Regions from separate parts of the Homo sapiens genome. Here regions 1 and 3 are each linked to region 2. A link is an interaction called in ENCODE POLR2A ChIA-PET data of the cell type or tissue named here. Cell type or tissue: GM12878. All regions are shown on one strand.

The links. ChIA-PET counts read pairs that join two places held together with the same protein. Peaks named below come from ENCODE experiments on the same cell type or tissue, not always from the same donor. Only the 100,000 strongest peaks of a DNase experiment are listed, where the experiment ranks them.
Region 1: POLR2A ChIA-PET joins it to region 2 with 5 read pairs; 6 of 35 experiments call an interaction of 5 or more read pairs at or near these places.
Region 3: POLR2A ChIA-PET joins it to region 2 with 6 read pairs; 6 of 35 experiments call an interaction of 5 or more read pairs at or near these places.

What each region holds. Positions count from the first base shown.
Region 1 is chr17:39,719,586-39,722,085 of GRCh38, reverse strand. ERBB2 (erb-b2 receptor tyrosine kinase 2) reads right to left here. Exons shown (of 27, transcript NM_004448.4): 16 at 2,252-2,299. Among named protein-coding and RNA genes, the nearest start is that of MIR4728, 5.7 kb to the left of the region's middle. In GM12878, no CTCF peak of the experiment used is centred here; no DNase peak of the experiment used is centred here.
Region 2 is chr17:39,847,556-39,850,055 of GRCh38, reverse strand. All of the region lies in intron 1 of IKZF3 (IKAROS family zinc finger 3), which reads left to right. Among named protein-coding and RNA genes, the nearest start is that of IKZF3, 16 kb to the left of the region's middle. In GM12878, no CTCF peak of the experiment used is centred here; no DNase peak of the experiment used is centred here; H3K27ac peaks cover 1,077 bases.
Region 3 is chr17:39,937,152-39,939,651 of GRCh38, reverse strand. The region is part of intron 2 of LRRC3C (leucine rich repeat containing 3C); the gene reads right to left. Among named protein-coding and RNA genes, the nearest start is that of LRRC3C, 11 kb to the right of the region's middle. RefSeq lists enhancers at 1,146-1,195, 1,206-1,325. In GM12878, a CTCF peak has its summit at 1,268; a DNase peak (open chromatin) is centred at 1,365; H3K27ac peaks cover 761 bases.

The DNA of each region.
Region 1 (2,500 bases), 130 kb after region 2:
TTAGCCGGGTGTGGTGGTGCCTGCCTGTAATCCCAGCCACTCTGGAGGCTGAAGCAGGAGAATCGTTTGAACCTGAGAGGTGGAGGTTGCGGTGAGCCAAGACTGCGCCATTGCACTCCAGCCTGGGTAACAACAGCAAAATGACATCTCAAAATAAATAATAAATAAATAAATAAATAAAAATAAAAGTGAAAAACAGAATGGCTGTATGGGTATTCAAAGTACGGTTTATACTGAATGTATATTATTGCTTTTCCACCATTGTAAAGTCAAAAAATCCTAAGTAATATCACAAATCAGCACACAGTCTGTATGCATACAATTTTGGGGCCCCACCCCCAGAGATTCTGACTGCTGCATGGGTACAGGAATGTACACCTGATGATTTTGATGTTCTAGCCAAAATTTCCACCCACAGGTCATGATTTTCCACACCTCCCAGTGTTTGCATAGGCTGTCCCTTCAGCCTGGACCACCATTTCTCCACAGGGTCATCTTTTAAGACTCGGCTCCGCCAGGCACGATGGCTCACACCTGTAATCCCAGCACTTTGGGAGGCCGAGGCAGGTGGATCACCTGAGGTCAGCAGTTCAAGACCAGCCTGGCCAACATGGCAAAACCTCATCTCTACTAAAAATACAAAAATTAGCCGGACGTGGTAGCGCATGCCTGTAATCCCAGCTACTGGGGGGCTGAGACAGGAGGATTGCTTGAACTGCTTGAACCTGGGAGGCAGAGGTTGCAGTGAGCCAAGATCGTGTCATTGCACTCCAGCCTGGGCAACAGAGCAAGACTCCATATCAAAAAAAAAAAAAAAAAAAAAAGACTTGGCTCATCGCCAGGAGTGGTGGCTCACTCCTGTGATCCCAACATTTTGGGAGGCCAAAACTGGAGGATCACTTGAGCCCACGAGTTTGAGACCAGCTCGGGCAACATAGTGAGACCCTGTCTATACAAAAAAAATTTTTTAAATTACCCAGGCGTGGTGGCACGCTCCTATAGTCCCAGCTACTGCAGAAGGGTAACTTGAGCCCAGGAGGTCAAGGCTGCAGTGAGCCTGTGATTACACCACCACATTCAAGACTGGACAAGAGAGCAAGACCCTGTCTCAATCACTCAATAAAAAGATAGCGTATCTGGCTGGGCACGGTGGCTCATGTCTGTAATCCCAGCACTTTGGGAGGCCAAGGTGGGCGGATCTTGAGGTCAAGAGATCGAGACCATCCTGGCCAACATGGTGAAACCCCGTCTCTACTAAAAATACAAAAATTAGCTGGGTGTGGTGGCATGTGCCTGTAATCCCAGCTACTTGGGAGGCTGAGGCACAAGAAGCGCTTGAACCCAGGAGGCAGAGGTTGCAGTGAACCGAGATGGAGCCACTGCACTCCAGCCTGCAGGCAGAGTGAGACTCCGTCTCAAAAAAATAAAAAAAAGATAGTGCATCCTGGGATAGATGGAGCTCCCGGGTGTTGATCCAATATTCTTGTCACCCTCTCCTCTCCATACCCCCTTGCTTAGCACAGGGTCTGGTACATACCAAGCCTGTAACACATGCTCATTTCACGGACCGATGATCGCCTAAGACAGACTCCAGTCTGTTTTTCTCCCCAAAGTCCTTTCCAAAGGTCCCCACTGCCCAGTCAAGTCCCACCCTGTGGCTTGGGGATCAGGTCCTATGGCATCCAGGTCAGACCCCACCCTGACTCTAACTTGACCCCCTTATTCCTGTGCTTACTCAACAGCCCCCGACACCAGAACTTTGAAGACATCCTGGATTTCCTGATGCCTCCCCCTCCAGTGTCACCTTGCACCCCAATGCTTTCTACCTAAATGCAAGTGCAATACCTGCTCCTCTCTCAAAGCCTAGCTCAAATGCCACCTCCCACTCGAAGCCTCCCACCATCCCCAGTTAAGAATTCATCACTCCCTCAGTGCTGCAGCTGTACTCTTCTCAGTCTCCCTTGACTTCCAAGGAATTGAACTTTGCCTGTGTCCCTCACAAGGCATCAAGTTACTCTAGGGTGTGGAGGGACTGGGTTTCCTAGCCATCTTTCCTTGCAGTCCCCTCCCCTCAGCATCTGAGCAGGTCCTCTGTCACTTGGTGAAGTGGAAAATGACAGGAGGTTCCACAGTGGAAGAGTGGGTGGGAAGGGACATATGTCAGGGGGTCCCCTCCCTACAGCAGTGACCACCCAGCATCCAGTGGGGGAGTGAAGGGCAATGAAGGGTACATCCTGGGGTCCAGGCCAACCTGGCTCTCTGCTCGGCGGGGCAGCCCTTGTCATCCAGGTCCACACAGCTGCAGGAGAAACAGTCTCATCAACAATTCTGGGAACCACCCTCTTGGGAACCACCTTTCCAGCCTCACAACAACCCTGGGAGGGGTGTGGCTGGGTCATTATCCCCATTTGACAAAGGCAGAAACTGGGCTCAAGGCCGTCAGTGCTCCTTCTACCACCTCACAAGGAGACTCCTTCTCCAGCCAAGGAACCGGCATGCC
Region 2 (2,500 bases):
TATACTATATATTATATATATACACACACACACACACACCCCCAGGAATACCATTTCTGGGTTCTAATATAGGTGTATGTTTAGGTTTGATACATATTGCCAAAGAGTTTCCAAAGTGGTTGGATCAGTTTACCCTCCCACTAGCAATGTCTGAGAGTTATACTTGTTCCACATCTTTTTGTTAACACTTGCTATTATCAGTCTTTTTAATTTTTACCATTCTTTTGGGTGTGTAGTGAGTGGTATTTCATTGTGGTTTTAATTTAATTTGCATTTTCCTGATGAGTAATTACATTGAGTGTCTTTTCTTATGTTTATCGGCCATTTTGGATCCTCTTTCCTGAAGCGTCTAAGGTTTTCTGGTCATTCACGTTTTTTTGTTTGTTTGTTTTGTTTTTTTTCCTGAGACGGAGTCTCGCTCTGTTGCCCAGGTTGAAGTTCAGTGGTGCAATCTCGGCTTACTGCAACCTCCACCTCCCAGCGATTCTCCTGCCTCAGCCTCCTGAGTAGCTGGGATTACAGGTGACTACCGCCCCACCTGGCTAATTTTTGTGTTTTTAGTAGAGGTGGAGTTTCACCATGTTGGCCAGGCTGGTCTCAAACTCCTGACCTCAGGTGATCCGCCTGCCTTGGCCTCCCAAAGTGCTGGGATTACAGGCATGAGCCACCACGCCTGGCTGGATTTTTTTTTTTTAATTGGGTTGTCTTTTTTCATACTGATTTTGTGGGCTTTTTTTTTTTTTTTCCAGGTGCTATCACACCTGGCTAATTTTTGTATTGTTTTAGTAGAGACAGGGTTTTAGCATGTTGGCCAGGCTGGTCTCAAACTCCTGACCTCAGGTGGTTTGTCTGCCTTGGCCTCCCAAAGTGCTGGGATTACAGGCTTGAGCCACTGCACCCAGCCAGTAATGTGTACTTTGTCAGATGTGTAATACAAATACTTTATCCCAGTCTGTAACTTGTTTATTTTTCTTAATCTATTTGATGAATAGAATTCTTAATTTTAATGAAGATTAATTTATCAGCTTCTTTTTTGTGACTAAGTGCTGCTTATATCTTGCTAAAGAATTCTTTGCCAGGCACGTTGGCTCCCACCTGTAATCCTACCACTTTGGGAGGGTAAAGCGGGAGGATCATTCAAGGCCAAGAGTTTAAAACCAGCCTGGGCAACATAATGAGACCCCATCTCTCCAAACATTTTTTTAAAAATTAGCTGAGTGTAGTGATGCACACCTGTAGTCTCAGCTACTCAGGAAGCTGAGGTGGGCAGATTGCTTAAGCCCAGGAGTTCCGGGCTGCAGTGAGCTACGTCATGTCACTGCATTCCAGCCTGTGCAACAGAGTGAGACCCTGTCTCTAAGAAAAAAAGAAAAATAAATCTTTACCTACTCCAGGGTCATGAGAATATTCTGTTTTCCTCTAGAAGTTTGATTGTTTCAACTTTCATATTTAGCTCTGTTACCCACTTCAAATTAATGATTCTATTTTTGGCTCCAGCTATTTTACAGTTATAAAACTAGGCATTTTACAGTTATAAAACAAGTCTTCATTTCAATATGTTAGATTCAATCATTTTACCAGAAACATCTTTTTAAAGTAGCAATGACATGAAATGCCCATTTTTCCTTTTCTCTCTGCATGTTCATTTGGTAGCATGTGATATACAAGGTAAAATTGGAATGTATGTTTTTGTCTACAACTTAAGGGTAACTGACCTTTGAAGGAAAATAACACTAGACACTGACTTTGTTGTTTTAACAACAGTTGTCAGCAGTTCACCTGTGCCCCACGGTCTACAGTTTCCTCATTAAACACTTAATCTAGGAGAAAAAATGGAATGCTTTATTTTTTTTTAAAGGGGGAGGGTAGGAAGAACTGGAACAGTAACTTGGTTGTATTTGATCTGGTGTTTTTAAGCAAGCAGTCTTGATGTTTCTTAACATTTACCTTAGCCCAAGGAAATAGGGAAGGAAGTATTTCATGATTGGAGGGATTACTCTCACTTTAATGCATGTCTTTGTTTTTGTTATCTTCCTTTCCCCTCAATCAGCAATAATGCACAGTCAGTTAGGGTGTTTGAAATTAATTGGATCTAAAATTTCTTCTAGTTCTGGCCTTCTAAAATCTGTAATCTGTATAGGAAGGCATTTAAAACACGATTTAAATTCTCTGAAGCAACAGTAAAACTCAAGAGACAAATCCTGCTTCTCTTCTTAATGTGTCACTGACTTTGTGCCCTTGGGCGATTACTGGCCTTTATGTTTTTTGTCATTATTTGTATCTTGGATTTTGTCTGTAAAATGGGGAAAATAATAAATGCCATTGCCCCTATTTATCTTCCAGAATTGTTATGAGAAAAAAAGAAATCTCATTGCACTATTAGGCTGAGTGCTTGATGCCACGTTTTTGGAGAGCCACAGGCAAACAAAAACGGGTTCAGAAGACAGCTCTCACCATGGTCAGGAAACTGGGTGGTAACATCTGAGCTATAACTTATCCT
Region 3 (2,500 bases), 90 kb before region 2:
GAGCCTTATGTGCTAGTTGAAGGGGACATAGACAGGGTTCTTAAGGTGCTGGGTCTATGGCAGGGTTCTCAAAACACCCTGCACATTCAAATCACTTGGGGAGCTTTTACAGATTAGTTATGCTGGGGCTTCATCTGGACCAATTACATTAAAATCTCTGTGCATGGGGTCTAGGCACTGGTTTCTTTCGAAAGCTCCTCAGGTATGTCTAACGAGCAGCCTGAGTTGAGAATTGATGGTCTGGAGGGAGGCACAGACATGTCTCCACAATGCTTTGATGTGCTGCCTGCATTAATTGATGTTTGTACAGGGAGCTGTGAAGCACAGAGAGAGAATAAGTATTAATAACATGGCAGAATCATCCCTTCCCTCCTACTACCAGATTAACACACATGGCTTTGGGAGTGGCAATGCACTCAGTCCTTGATGATTCAACCTGATTGATCTCAGCCCATCAGAAATCCTGTTGCCTACTTCTTCAATCTCCTTTGCAGCTGAGGGTGGCCCAATTCTGGTCAATGACATCTAAGCAGAAGTCCGCAGAATAGGTTTGTGGGACAGTCTTTGATTTGCTGGTAAGAGAGGATAGGGCTGGGCTCTGCTCCTCTCCCTACCTTTTTTTTTTTTTTTTTCTTTGAGATGGAGTCTCTCTCTGGAGTGCAGAGTCTGGAGTCTCTCTCTGAGTGCACCCAGGCTGGAGTGCAATTGCATGATCTCGCTTCACTACAACCTTCACTTCCCAGATTCAAGTGATTCTCCTGCCTCAGCCTCCTGAGTAGCTGGGATTACAGGCCTGCATCACCACACCCAGGTAATTTTTGTATTTTTAGCAGAGATGAGGTTTCGCCATGTTGGCCAGGCTGGTCTTGAACGCCTGACCTCAGGTGATCCACCTTCCTTGGCCTCTGAAAGTGCTGGGATTACAGGTGTGAGCCAGTGCACCAGCCTTTTTTTTTGAGAGAGGGTCTCACTGTGTTGCCCGGGCTGGAATGCAAACACAGCTCACTGCAGCCTTGACCCCCTACCAAACTCAAGCAATCTTCCTGCCTCAGCCTTCTATGTAGCTGGGACCACAGACATGTGCCACCACAACCAGCCAATTTTTTTTTTTTTTTTTGTAGAGATGAGGGTCTCACTTTGTTGCCTAGGCTGGTCTCAAACTCCTAAGGCTCCTGCCTTGGCCCCCTGCAAAAAGTGCTGGGGATTACATGCGTGAGCCACCGTGCCTGGCCCCTACTTTGAACATGAAAGGGTCAACTCAGGCCATCTCGTGGCCATGAGACAACAAAGCATAAAGGGAGGGTTGAGTATTACTGAGATGTTGGCCTGGAAATCGCTGAGCTACTCAACCAACACCAGCAACTGCCACCTCTAGACTCAATACGTGAGAAAGAAAACCCCCTAACTTCAGTGCTTCTCAACTTGGCTGCACACTGGTATATAGGCAGTTTTGAAAACTGCTGATGCCTGGGTACACCCATGTGGCATGTGTCTGGTAATGGAGATTTTTTTTTCTTGTTGAGACAGAGTCTCACTCTGTCGCCCAGGCTGGAGTGCAGTGGCACCATCTCGGCTCACAGTAGCCTCTGCCTCCTGGGTTCAAGAGATTCTCCTGCCTCAGCCTCCCAAGAAGCTGGGATTACAGGCACACGCCACTATGCCCAGCTAATTTTTGTATTTTTAGTAGAGACGGGTTTTCTCCATGTTGGCCAGGCCAGTCTCGAACTCTTGACCTCAGGTGATCCACTTGCCTCAGCCTCCCAAAGTGCTGGGATCACAGGAGTGAGCCACCGTGCCTGGCCAGGTGATGGGAATTTTCAAAAGCTCCTCAGGTGATTCTAATGGCAACCTAGGGTAAGAATCATTATTTGGGTTTTCTGTTGATTTCTGCTGAGAGCATCCTTAACTGTACACTAGCTTTTCCAGGGTATAATCAAGGAAGGCTTCACCAAGGAGTGACATTTGATCTGGGCTTTCAAGGCTGGGTTAATCAGGTGGAGAAGCAGAATGTGCAAGAGCAAGGGAGCATGAAATGGCTTGGCTTCCAGATCACTGCGTGGATGGAGGGGGTGGTGGCAAAGGCCAGGGGTAAAGAAGTAAAAAGGGAGCAGATCCTTGTGGCTTGCACGCCATGGATGCATTGGGACTTGATTCCGTGGCTTATGGATTAAAAAGGTTTTATTTAGTTTTTATTATTTTATTTATTTATTTTTTTGAGACGGAGTTTCACTCTTGTTGCCCAGGCTGGAGTGCAATGGCATGATCTCAGCTCACTGAAACCTCTGCCTCCCAGGTTCAGGCGATTCTCCTGCCTCAGCCTCCGGAGTAGCTGGGATTACAGGCACCCGTCACCACACCCGGATAATTTTTGTATTTTCAGTAGATACGGGGTTTCACCATGTTGACCAAGCTGGGCTTGAACTTCTGACCTCAGGTTATCTGCCTGCCTTGGCCTCCCAAGGTGCTGGGATTACAGGCGTGAGCCACTGCGCCCGGCCTA